Linked DNA regions of Homo sapiens: region 2 is linked to region 1. Evidence: chromatin contacts called from ENCODE Hi-C or POLR2A ChIA-PET data. All regions are on one chromosome and are shown on one strand. The core of a region is the stretch at or near the end of the contact, and the rest is flanking DNA. Distances in the headings are between cores, read along the strand shown.

What was found. A loop is a pair of places that touch in the nucleus more often than their neighbours do. ChIA-PET counts read pairs that join two places held with the same protein, here RNA polymerase II (POLR2A). Pooled maps may share reads with other maps.
Region 2: a pooled map shows a loop between it and region 1 (2.0-fold over the local background). The contact joins two enhancer-like sites. A Hi-C loop is called at or near these places in 1 of 50 pooled maps. POLR2A ChIA-PET finds 5 or more read pairs at or near these places in 2 of 52 experiments (GM12878 and H1).

What each region holds. Positions count from the first base shown.
Region 1 is chr7:74,008,198-74,014,599 of GRCh38, reverse strand. No RefSeq gene overlaps it. Among named protein-coding and RNA genes, the nearest start is that of ELN, 17 kb to the left of the region's middle. RefSeq lists an enhancer at 1,407-1,726. Within about 2 kb of position 1,564, at least 5 of the 41 ENCODE cell types and tissues checked have a DNase peak (open chromatin) inside an H3K27ac peak, as active enhancers do.
Region 2 is chr7:74,137,075-74,143,539 of GRCh38, reverse strand. No RefSeq gene overlaps it. Among named protein-coding and RNA genes, the nearest start is that of EIF4H, 34 kb to the left of the region's middle. RefSeq lists an enhancer at 4,186-4,715. Within about 2 kb of position 1,664, at least 2 of the 41 ENCODE cell types and tissues checked have a DNase peak (open chromatin) inside an H3K27ac peak, as active enhancers do.

The DNA of each region.
Region 1 (6,402 bases), core at 315-2,814:
GGCCGTTTGGAGAAACTGGGGCAGTAAAAAGAGGTGTGGCCCCGTCCTGGGGCTCCATAGAAAATTCATTTCTGCATCCTCTACGTGGAGCTTTGCACTGAGCCTCGGAAATGGTAGAGACTCGATCAAGGCCTGTAACAGGAGGGAGAACCAGGGTTTTGTTCTCAACTTTCTGCTTCTTTCCTTGTGGGAAAACCCAGATTTGTTTCAGGGGAGTGAAGGAGCAGGGTCTGTATGTTTTCTGGACCAGGTGGGCTCGGAGAAGGCCCTGAAGCTTCTGTCAGATGAGAGGGGCCCCAGGAGGTGAGTCCCGACCCTGCGGCAGAGCCACTCCCTGGGGTCCAAGTGAACCTCCACCGCCCGCCAGGCCCCATGTTCTAGCTTCAATCATGTCCACCGCCCTGGCTGGGCCCCAGCCAAGCCCTCACTCGCTGGTGAGGGCCAAGCCGAGGCTGTGCCAGGCTCAGCGGAGGCCCTTGGCCAAGAACAGCAGAGCCATTCTCAGGAAAGCTGAGGGATTAAGCTGGGAGGCCAGCAGGGATTCAGGTATCCGCCCTCTGCCCCAGCTTGGCCATGGGAGGCAGGGCGACCTCACAGTTGTAAAGCAAAGGGACTGACCAGAGCCACCCACCCGGGGACCTGAGGACACAGTGTGGCCTGGACCAGCTCGCTCCTGCGGCCGCCTCTGGGGAGGAGTCGAGATCACATGGACTGATGCTGAAGGACTCTGGCCTAGGACCTGTCCCTGATCTCAGGCCCGCCCTGCCCTGGTGTTGGAATCTTAGCTCCTCTGGGTCTCCTGGGGGCTGTGCTCACCTGGAGGGATGGGTAGGATGACGTGGATGCCTCAGTGCAGACAGTCCCTTCTGCTGGGGCCACCTTTGTGTCTGGCAGGGCTAGTATGGGGCGGACAGGCCTGGCCATGGCTGCTGGGCTGTAGTGGCAGAGGTGATTGGGGTCAGAGGGCTATATGTGTCTGCCCAGCCCCTGGGGGGAGGGTCTCCAGCTTGGCTCTGGTAGGGGTCCCTAAACTCCTGGGGCTCTCTCTCTTCCACCTCCCCCTGTGGAGGGGCTTCTGTTCCCTGACTCCCCCTGGGTAGAATGTGGTTCCCGCATCCCTGTCCTGTCCAAATCCAACCCACACTCAGGACTTGCTTGCCTCTAGGGACCCCAGACTGGGCCATGTGCTTGCACCTGCTCCCAGCCCCCTATTCTCCCCCCAGGGTGACACTGGCTGCACTGAACTGCTACCATCTGCAGACAGCCCTGTCTCTCTCGCACTGGAGCCCACCTCAGGCAGGGCCGCCCCCTTCTCTTCTCCAATCTCCCTCTCCCCACTTGGCTAATTCCAATGTCCCTGGGCCATGCTGGCCGCTGGCTGGGCCCCGCCAGAGCAGGTGGCTGCCTGACCTGGCCTGGTCCCCGTCTGGGCCGCCTCTAGGCCCCTCCCTATGGGCCCAGGCTGATGGGGGTGTCTGCAGGGATGCTGACTCAGATGTTATTTTGGGCTCCCCTTGGGCCCGGCGGGCTCTGGGGCCTCAGGCCTGTTTAGACGGCTGGGCCGGATGTGACTGATTCCAGGCCCCTGGGCCTCCACCTACTGGGTGAGAGCCAGGCCAAGGTAGACGCTCTGGGCAGGGGGCAGGCAGGTCGGGCAGGCCTCGCGGGTCCAGAGATCCCAGGTCCAGCCCAGCTTCCCTCCTGCACTCCAGCTGCCTGGAGGCCCCGCCTTCCTCACACCTCATTCACAGCCCCAGGGGTTCCAGCTGAGGGCCTGAACCTGGGGGCTGCCATCCTAGGCACTGAGAGGTCATTTTCTTTTTCTTTTTTCTTTTTTTTGGGACAGAGTCTCACTCTGTCGCCCAGGCTGGAGTGCAGTGGCATGATCTTGATTCACTGCAACCTCCTCCTCCTAGGTTCAAGTGATTCTCCTGCCTCAGCCTCCCAAGAAGCTGGGATTACAGGCGGCTGCCACCACATCTGGCTAATTTCTGTATTTTTGCTAGAGACGGGGGTCTCACCATGTTGGCCAGGCTGATCTTGAACTCCTGACCTCAAGTGATCTGCCTGCCTCGGCCTCCCAAAGTTCTGGGATTATAGGCGTGAGCCACTACGCCCAGCCCTGGAGGATTTTCAGTCCCAGAATCCCTGAATGAGATTGCCAGCTGGAGAGAGCCAGTCTCCAAGGGCATAGCCTCAGTATCCCCTCGGCCCCAGATACACACCTGTGCCCCCAAGGTAGGGGACTCGAGGCCCAGAGACGCAGAGACAGGCCCATTCCAACCTGGGTCTCTAACTCCCAGAATATGCGCCCTCTTCAAAGCTGCTCAGCGGAAGACCAAGGGACAAGTCCCCTGGGCTCCCCAAGCCCCACATGGGCTCTGCGCCGGGTGTCCCTGGCTTTAAGAACACTCCCTCTGTTCAGTGGGTCTCGGCTTCCTCATCTGTCAAAGCCACTGTTCGGGCTCCATTGGGAGCCCACGGGCCAGGACGACCTCCAGATTTGCTGTTGTAAAGTGGCCACCCAGGCAGGGGCAGCTGGTGCTGCTGGTCTTGGGGGCAGAGCTTCACCATCCACCCCCCCCGGAGTAATATATAATTCTATTATTTGTGTTCTGAGAAGCTGGCTGTTATATCTAGAGGCTTGATTAAGGTAATATTCTGGCTGGGCACAGTGGTTCACACCGGTAATCCCAGCACTTTGGGAGGCCTATGCGGACGGATCACCTGAGGTCAGGTGTTTGAGACCAGCCTGGCCAACATGGCGAAACCCCATCTCTACTAAAAATACAAAAAATTAGCCAGGCATGGTGGTGCACTCCTGTAATCCCAGCTACTTGGCTGAGGCAGGAGAATCATTTGAACCCGGGAGGTGGAGGTTGCAGTGAGCCAAGATCGTGCCATTGCACTCCGGCCTGGGCAACAAGAGCAAAACTCCATCTCAAAGTAAATAAATAAATAAATAAATAAATAAATAAATAAATAAAATTAAAGAAAATAAAGTAATATTATTTCTTGGTCACCCAGCCTGGATTGCAGTGGCACAATCACAGCTCACTGCAGCCTCAACCTCCTGGGTCCAAGCAATCCTCCCACCTCAGCCTCCCGGGTAGCTGGGACCACAGGTATGTGCCACTATGCCTGGCTAGTTTTGTATTTTTTTGTAGAGAGGGGGTTTCACCCTGTTAGCCAGGCTGGTCTCGAACTCCTGACCTCAAGCAATCCGCCTGACTCGGACCCCAGCCGAGAAATGTTCAAGGAAACGTGCAAATCCTTAAGCTTGGTCCACTGTGTCCAAATTGAAAACAGGAGTGGGCTGGAGTGTGCAGTTAACCCCTGAAGCGTGGGTGGTTGGCCAGGACTGGGGGCTGGCGGGCAGGTACCACCTGCCACCCCCTCTGCAGGCTCTACTGCGGGCAAATCCAGGACTGGCTGGTCGGTGGGTGCACGATGTCAGCCACCTCATGCATTGGGCTCAGTGACACCCAGACCTGCTGCCTAGGTGGGAGGCATTTCTGAGGGCCAGAGGGGCAGTGGGGGGAAAGGCTGGCAGCTGCTTGGTCCTTAACACTCTCTCCCTTGCCACCATTGGGTCCCCAAGGAAGCCCACCACTGCCGAGACTCAGAGCCGTGAGAGAGCCCATTATATGGAGAGGAAGCCTGAGGCTCAGAGGGCTGTGGCTGTGCTTATTGCACCCCATCTGTCTCCCAGGGTGTCTCTCTGTCAAAGACAGTGCTTGGTCAGCAGAGCTGGGGGCTGGGTGCGGGGGTGACCTCTCTTCCCTGCAAATTCTTTCCCTCTAGATCCCAGCCCCAGAGATGTTCCCCCAGGTTTCCCAGGCAGGTGGTGCAGGGAGTGGCTTTGCTGAGGCCAGGCCCCACCGGAGTGAGGACACTACTGGCATGGGTGGCCCTCGGCCCGGCAGCCGCCCAAGCATGCAAACGGCCATGTGGACGGCTGTTCTTGCCCCGTTCCCAGAGCACGCACCAAGGAAAACATAGAATGTTTCTTGGATGACACAGTCTCCTTCCAAAGTCGTGCATTCCGGTGGGAAGCCAGCGAGGAGGGGGTCACAGCTGTCTGCAGTGGTGGGGGCTTGCGGCGGCACGCACAGTCCTGCCTTGTGGCTGCTGGGCTTGGTGGCAGAGGTGATTGGCGTCAGAGGGCTGTGTGCGTTTGCCCAGCCCCTGGGGGGAGGTCTCCAGCTTGGCTCTGGTAGGGGTCCCTGAACTCCTGGGGCTCTCTCTCTTCCACCTCCCCCTGTGGAGGGGCTTCTGCTCCCTGACTCCCCCTGGGTAGAATGTAGTTCCTACATCCCTGTCCTGTCCAAATCCAACCTGCGCTCAGGACTTGCTTGCTTTTAGGGACCCCAGACTGGGTCATGTGCTCCCACCTGCTCCCAACCCCCTATTCTCCCTCCAGGGTGACACTGGCCACATTCTGCCACCATCTGCAGTGGAGTCTGGGCCACGCACACAATCACAGGGGTCTGCATTGGGTACACCGCCGCGTGGCTGTGTCGTGGGCCCGCAGCTGTGTTCCCGTCCACACAGGCTGTCTGTGGCCACCCGGCCTATGACACAGCCCATGCCCTGGTTCTGTCTCCTGCCAGGGCGCTCAGCTTGTACATCCATCTCCCTGCTCCACGGGGACAACTGGTATGACCCTGCCGATGTGTGTCCTTAGCCCTGGGCAGGCAGCGGTGCATTCCAGGTCCTTGCATGCAACTGCCAGTCCCCTGACTGAGCATGCTTTGCCAATTGTCCTGCCCAGGCACCAGCTGGTGTGTCCCCGGAGTGGGTATGTCCTCAACCTACTCTCGACAAAGGGCTGCTTTAGGGAGTCAAACAGCTTGCTCTCCCACTGTTTGCTGTAGGCGTGGGTAGATATGTCTCCCCACCTCCAGACTCAGTTTCCTCCTCTGTCAGTGGGCCCGGTCATTCCCCTCACATGGCCGCCGTGACCATGACCTCAAGCAATCCGCCTGACTTGAGGCAGGAGGAAGGGTCATAGCCAGGGTACTTTTGTCTGTTGGCCCAGGGCTGAGTTAGCGGGGACTGCAGAGAGTGTGTGTGTGGAGCGGAGGACTATGTTGGATGCTGGATCTTTTTCCTCTTGGTGCAGGGCCTCTTCACAAAAGGTGGGAGCCTTTAGCTTTGAACTTGGAGATTCTTTTTTTTTTTAAGACAGGGTTCTGCTGTGTCGCCCAGGCTGGAGTGCAGTGGTGCAATCATAGCTCATTGCAGCCTCGACCTCCGGGGCTCAAGTGATCCGCCCACCTCAGCCTCTCATGTAGCTGGGACCACAGACACACACCACCACACCTGGCTAATTTTTTAAACTTTTTTTGTAGACATGGGGTCTTACTTTGTTGCCCAGGCTAGTCTTGAACTCCTGGGCTCAAGTGATCCTCCTGTCTCTGCTTTCCGAAGTGCTGGGATTACAGGCATGAGCTACCACGCCCAGCCATGAACTTGGAGATTCTGAGTCCTCAACAGCGCAAGGTGGAGGTCAGGGACCTGCAGAGGGCATTCCTGAGGACTTCGCCCTGGAGAGCCCCCATCAAGAGAGTAGCAGGCTTGCAAGAATGCTGAGTACTATGACTGAGAGGACTGGATTGGGATGAGGGTGCCGCAGGAGCTGAAGGCAGCCCCTACCTTACCTTAGAGAGGCAGGAATGACTCTGGAGGAGGGCACCTATGAGATGGGTTTTGAAGGTTGCATAGGAGTTCACCAGCAGATCAGAGCAGAGAAGGCTATTAGAGCCAAGGCATCACGTCTGCAAAGGCCCAGAGGTGGCAAGAAATGCTGGGCACACTCAGGAAAGTGCAGGAGGTCAGGATGGCTGAGCTTAAGGAGGGCCATGATGAACTGCAAAGGAGGAGAGGCTGGCAGGGTCTGGTCATGAGGGGCTCACGTCCAGGCTAAGGGGCTTGGGTGTCATCCTGAAGGCAGCAGGGACCCAGCAGCAAAGTGACACAATCAGGTCTGGAAGATGGAAGCGGTGGTGTCAGTGAGAGGTGGGGTGGCCTGCTCTGGTGCAGTGTTGTTGGGCCCTGAAGGACCCAGGAAAAATTCTGAGACTAGGTTTGCCTTGAGAGAGGATGCAGAGTTAGGCACGGTTGAAATGATGACGTGGAACAAGGGGTCCGGGCTGGCTGGAGCAGGAGTGAGGCCCGGTCCTGGGAGGCCATGGGGCCTTCTTCCATCTGAGATGGCTGCTTTGCCCTTCCCCGGTCTGGGTGTCTCTGGCTGGTACGGGAGAGCTGGGGTGCCCGCTCCCAGCTGTTTACATCGCTTGCATACCTCTGGGCTCTTATCTCTGAGGGTCTGTCGTGCATGCCCACCTTGCCAAGTGATCCCATCCCTGCTTGCCTCATAAATCAGGCTGGCCTCTCCCC
Region 2 (6,465 bases), core at 415-2,914, 130 kb before region 1:
ACCTCACTGACTTCTGTATGTCATTTCCCTTTGTCTATAAATCTTCTTCCATCACATGGCTGCACTGGAGTCTGTCTGAATCGGCTGTGATTCTGGGGGCTGCCCGATTCACAAATTGTTCATTGCTCAATTAAACTCCCTTAAATTTAATTTGGCTGAAGTTTTTCTTTTAACACATGTGAAAGGAGGGAAAAAGGAACAGTCAATTATGAATTCATCTTGTGCTAAATATATCTGTATTTTACACAAGATAAAGTAAACACAGAGTAGAGGAAGAAGTCAATTATGCTTTTGTCTTAGGGTGGGGGTAAGTATGATTTATTATTATTATTTTTTTCTGAGACAGAGTCTCACTTTGTCCCCCAGGCAGGAGTGCAGTAGTGTGATCTCAGCTCACTGCAACCTCCGCCTCCCGGGCTCAAGCAATTCTCCTGCCTCAGCCTCCTGAGTAGCTAGCATTACAGGTGTGTGCCACCACGCCCAGCTAATTTTTGTAGTTTTTAGTACAGACAGGGTTTCACCATGTTAGCCAGGCTGGTCTCGAACTCCTGACCTTGTGATCTGCCTACCTCAGCCTCCTAAAGTGCTGGGATTACAGGTGTGAGCCACCGCACCTGGCCTGGAAGTATGATTTAAAAAAAAGAAAAATATTGGCCGGACGCGGTGGCTCACACCTGTAATCCCAGCACTTTGGGAGGCCTAGGCGGACGGATGATGAGATCAGGAGATTGAGACCATCCTGGCTAACATGGTGAAACCCTGTCTCTACTAAAAATACAAAACATTTAGCCGGGCGTGGTGGCAGGCGCCTGTAGTCCCAGCTACTCGGGAGGCTGGGGCAGGAGAATGGCGTGAACCCGGGAGGCGGAGCTTGCAGTGAGCCAAGGTCGTGCCACTGCATTCCAGCCTGGGTGACAGGGCAAGACTCCACCTCAAAAAAAAAAAAAAATTATTGTTATTTTTTTGAGACAGAGTTTCACTCTTGTGGCCCAGGCTGGAATGCAATGGTGCAATCTTGGCTCACTGCAACCTCTGCCGCCTCAGCTCAAGTGATTCTCTTGCCTCAGCTTCCCAAGTAGCTGGAATTACAGGCATGTGCCACCATGCCTGTCTAATTTTTTGTCTATAGTAGAGACGGGGTTTCACCATGTTGGTCAGGCTGGTCACGAACTCGTGACCTCAGGTGATCCCTTGGCCTCTCAAAGTGTTGGGATTACAGCCGTAAGCCACCACGCCCGGCCATGATTTTTTTTTTTTTTTTTTTTTTTGAGACAGGGTCTTATTCTGTTGCTCAGGTTGGAGTGCAGCGGTGCGATCACACCTCACTAGAGCCTCGACCTCCTGAGCTTAAGCAATACTCCCAATGCAGCCTCCTGAGTAGCTGGTACTACAGGTGTGCACTACCACACCAGGCTAATTTAAAATCTTTTCCGTAGAGACAGCCTCTCACTGGGTTGCCCAGGGTGATCTCCAACCCCTGAGCTCCAGCAATTCTCTCACCCCAGCCTCCCAAAGTGTTGGAATTACAGGTGTGAGCCCCCATGCCTGGCCAGATTTCTATTTTTTTATTTGTCCTGTACCTGTGAAGGTAAGCTGAATTTACATGGTCAGGGTGAGGGAAGCCACCTGTGGAGATACGTGGCATTCAATCTTGCAGCTATCTGGTTAGGAACAAAAGAAAATGCAGTTTCCTGTATGACTCAGTTCCTAAGCTTAGCTTTTTGCCCTTTGACATAGTGAGTTTGGGGTCTGGTGATTTTATTTTTCTTTCACACTGTTACTGGAAAGGAGTCCCAATCAAGACCCCAAGAGAGGGTTCTTTTTTAATCTTTTTTTTTTTTTTTTTTTTTTGAGACAGGGTCTCACTCTATTGCCCAAGCTGGACTGCAGTGGCGCCCTCTGCCTCCCGGGTTCAAGTGATTCTCCTGCCTCAGCCTCCTGAGTAGCTGGGATTACAGGCACGTGCCACCACGCCCGGCTAATTTTCTTGTATTTTTAGTAGAGACAGGGTTTCCCCATGTTGGTCAGGCTGGTCTCAAACTCCTGACCTCATGATCCACCTGCCTCGGCCTCCCAAAGTGCTGGGATTACAGGCGTGAGCCACCACACCCAGCCAAGAGAGAGTTCTTGAATCTCACGCAAGAAACAATTCCAGGCGAGTCCATGGAGTAAAGTGGAAGCAAGTATATTAAGAAAGTAAAGGAATAGGCTGGGCACAGTGGCTCACACCTGTAATCCCAGCACTTTGATAGGCCAAGGTGGGCGGATCATTTGAGATTGGGAGTTCAAGACCAGACTAGCCAACATGGTGAAACCCTGTCTCCACTAAAAAATACAAAAACTAGCTGGGCGTGGTGACATACGCCTGTAATCCCAGCTACTTGGGAGGCTGAGGCAGGAGAATCGCTTGAGCTGGGGAGGTAGAGGTTGCAGTGAGCCAAGATTGCACCACTGCACTCCAGCCTGGATGACAAAGTGAGACTCCATCTCACAAAAAAAAAAAAAAAAAAGAAAGTAAAGGAACAAAGAATGTCTACTCCATAGGCAGAGCATCCCCTAAGGTTGCTGGCTGGATATTTTTTATAGTTATCTCTTGATTACATGCCCAACAAGGGTGGATTATTCATGAATTTTCTGGGAAAGGCACGGGCAATTCCTGGAACTGAGGGTTCCTCCCCACTTTTTTTTGAGACAGAGTCTTGCTCTGCCACCCAGGCTGGAGTGCAATGGTGCAATCTCAGCTCACTGCTACCTCTGCCTCCTGGGTCCAAGCAATTCTCCTGCCTCAGCCTCTGGAGTAGCTGGGATTACAGGCGCCCGCCACCATGCCCAGCTAATTTTTGTATTTTTAGTAGAGACAGGGTTTCACATCTTGGCCAGGCTGGTCTTGAACTCTTGACCTTGCAATCCACCTGCCTTGGCCTCCCAAAGTGCTGGGATTACAGGCATGAGCCACTGCGCCCGGCCGGTTCCTCCCCTTTTTAGACAATATAGGGTAACTTCCTGATGTTGCCACGGCATTTCTAAACTGTCATGGCACTGATGGGAGTGTCTTTAGCATGCTAATATATTATAATTAGCACATAATGAGCAGTGAGGACGACCAGAGGTCACTTTCTTTCTATTTTTTGAGATGGAGTTTCACTCTTGTCATCCAGGCTAGAATGCAATGGCACGATCTTGGCTCACTGCAACCTCCGCCTCCCGGGTTCAAGCAATTCTCCTGCCTCAGCCTCCTGAGTAGCTGGGATTACAAGCATGTGCCACCACGCCCAGCTAATTTTTTGTATTTTTAGTAGAGACGGAGTTTCTCCATGTTGGTCAGGCTGGTCTCAAACTCCTGGCCTCAGGTGATCCGCCCGCCTGGGCCTCCCAAAGTGCTGGGATTATAGGCGTTGAGCCACCGCACCCAGCCTACCAGAGGTCACTTTCATCGCCACCTTGGTTTTGGTGGGTTTTGGCCGGCTTCTTTGCTGCAACCTGTTTTATCAGCAAGGTTTTTTGTCACCTATGTCTTGTGCCACCCTCCTGTGTCATCCTGTGACTGGGAATGCCTCACCTCCTGGGAAAGTAGCTCAGTGGTGATGCAGGGTTTTTCTAGGCACCTTCGCTGGACTCATGGAAGGGATGCCCCATCTACTCAGCCCCCTGTGCTCAACCCCTTGCAGGAGGGAGCACACAAGTGACTAAGTGTGGGATCTGGCCAGCTGGCTTCTCCAGGCACCAACACAGGAGCAAGCTGTATGCAGGGCCCATGGCCAGAGCAGGCATGTCACCTTGAGGGGAAAGCAGCAGCACCTAGGTGAGGGTGCCCGTGTCCCCGAAGCTGCAGAGGGGGTGTTATTACAGTGCTCCTTTAGTTCTGCTGTCCACAGATGGTGACATGTCAGCAGATCAGCTGGCCCCTTGCCTCATCACATGGGGACAGCTGCCCTTCACAGGCGAGGGCAAAGGCCCAGTGTGACAGCCTTTCTGGGTATCCTCACTCACTGGGTCCCAAGCTCTTGTCCAGCATCCAGGAAGAATGAAGTTACACGGACGATTGAAGGATGATGAAGGTGGAGAATTTTATTGAGCAATGAAAGCGACTCTCAGTGGAGAGGGGAGCTGGAGAGGGGATGGGAAGTGCAGGCTGCCTTCCCCGAAGTCAGGTCGTCTTTTCCCCTGCTGACTGAGTCTGGAGCCTTTATAGGCACAGGGTGGGGAGTGTGTGCTGATTGGCTTGTGAGTATGCAAAAAGGAGTAGTCCCAGCTATTCAGGAGGCTGAGGCTTGCTTGAGGGATCCCTTAAGTCCAGGAGTTGGAGGAATGTCTTTTGTTATTTATAATGAGTCCTTTTGATCACACTGGAGTTTATGCTAATGAGGTGAGTTAAAGCAAAGACACTACTCAAAGGTGGTCATGAAAGAGTAGAAAACCGCCGGGCACGGTGGCTCATGCCTGTAATGCCAGCACTTTGGGAGGCCAAGGCGGGCAGATCACAAGGTCAGGAGATTGAGGCCATCCTGGCTAACACGGTGAAACCTCATCTCTACTAAAAAATACAAAAAATTAGCCGGGCGTGGTAGCAGGCGCCTGTAGTCCCAGCTACTGGGGAGGCTGAGGCAGGAGAATGACATGAACCCGGGGGGTGGAGATTGCAGTGAGCCGAGATTGCACCACTGCACTCCAGCCTGGGTGACAGAGCGAGACTCTGTCAAAAAAAAAAAGAAAGAGTAGAAAACCAATTAGGAAAGGGTGGGTATATGTAAAATAGGCGAAGGGTGGGGATCAATCAGAGGAAAGCGCGACAAACAGGAAGGTAAGCTCTCAATCCGGTCTAAGGTTTAAACTTGTACCTTCAGTTTCAGGCTTTAAACCGTCTTCGGGTTGGAGGTGGGGTTTCACCGCGGACCCGCCCCTATTGGCCTAGGCAATTGGCTGCCTCCTGTCAATATCAGCAGGTCTCAGCCTCATTTTACCCACCCCCTATTCAAGATGGAATCACTGTGGTTCAAACTCCTCTGACAACAGTAGCTTGCTCCAGATCACACAGCTAATACAAATTGACTCACAAACTCTGGTCTACCCATCATTCAAAGAGGCAGGAAGGTATAGGCCAAACACAGGAAAAGCAGCAGTAACGATAAACTGTGTCTAAAAGACCGTCTTTTCCCCCACAGCACAGGATGAAGTTGAAGTTACTTTCTCTGCCTAAGATCCAGACATCCCCCCTCAACAAGGAAAACAATTGTTTTTTTTTCTTCTCCTTTCTATAAAATCAAGAATGGAACCACACCTGAACAGACTCTTCCGCAAGATAATGTCTCCCTCAGGCTCATTGAAATTCCAAAGAGAATTATGTACAAGTTAATCTCTGTTCCTAAATCCATTCATTCTCCCCAGCAATGTTTATTTTTATTTTTATTTTTATTTTTATTGAGATGGAGTCTCACTCTGTCACCCAGGCTGGAGTGCAGTGATGCCATCTCAGCTCACTGCAACTTCCTCCTCCTGGGTTCAAGTGATTCTCCTGCCTCAGCCTCCTGAGTAGCTGGGATTTCAGCTATGTGCCACCATGACTGGCTAATTTTTGTGTTTTGAGTAGAGACAGGGTTTCGCCATGTTGGCCAGGCTGGTCTCGAACTCCTGACCTCAAGTGATCTGCCCACCTTGGCCTCCCAAAGTGCTAGGATTACAGGCATGAGCCACTCTGCCTAGCCCCCAGTAATCTTTTATGTCCCCTCAATAGAATTCCTCTTTCTTCCCCCTGCCATAACCTGTTTTACCAGGATCCAAACCCCTATTCTTTCTGTATCTGCAAGATAGTATATCTATATCTATAGATATCGATATCTATAGATATATATACACATGTCTATATATATAGATATGTATACATATAGATATAGATATATAGATATCTATAGATATAGATATGTATACATATCTATATATATGTATATAGTGCCAGGCACAGTGGCTCATGGCGGTAATCCCAGCGCCACTTTGGGAGGCCAAGAGGGGAAGATCACTTGAGTGCAGGAGTTCAAGACCAGCCTGGCAACATGGCGAAAACCCAGTCTCTACTTAAAAAAAAAAAGAAGATGGTATATAAGCGTCTGAACGCCTTTGGGGTGGTGGGTAATCACGCTGTGGTGTGGTTCTCCCCAGATACGTGTGAATGCAATTTGTATCCCCCTTTTTCTAATTAATCTGCCTTTTGTGAGCTGATTTATCAGCAAACCTTCAGAAGGTGAAGCAGAAGTTTTTTCCTTGGTTCCTACAATCTCACTTCTATGCACATAACAAAATTTCACATGCACCCTATAAATATGGACAGCTACGATGTATTAATAATATTAGGCTGGGCATGTTTGCTCACACCTGTAATCCCAGCACTTTGGGAAGCTGAGGCAGGAGGATGGATCACTTGAGCCCAGGAGTTCAAGACGAGCCTGGGCAACATAATGAGACCCTCATCTC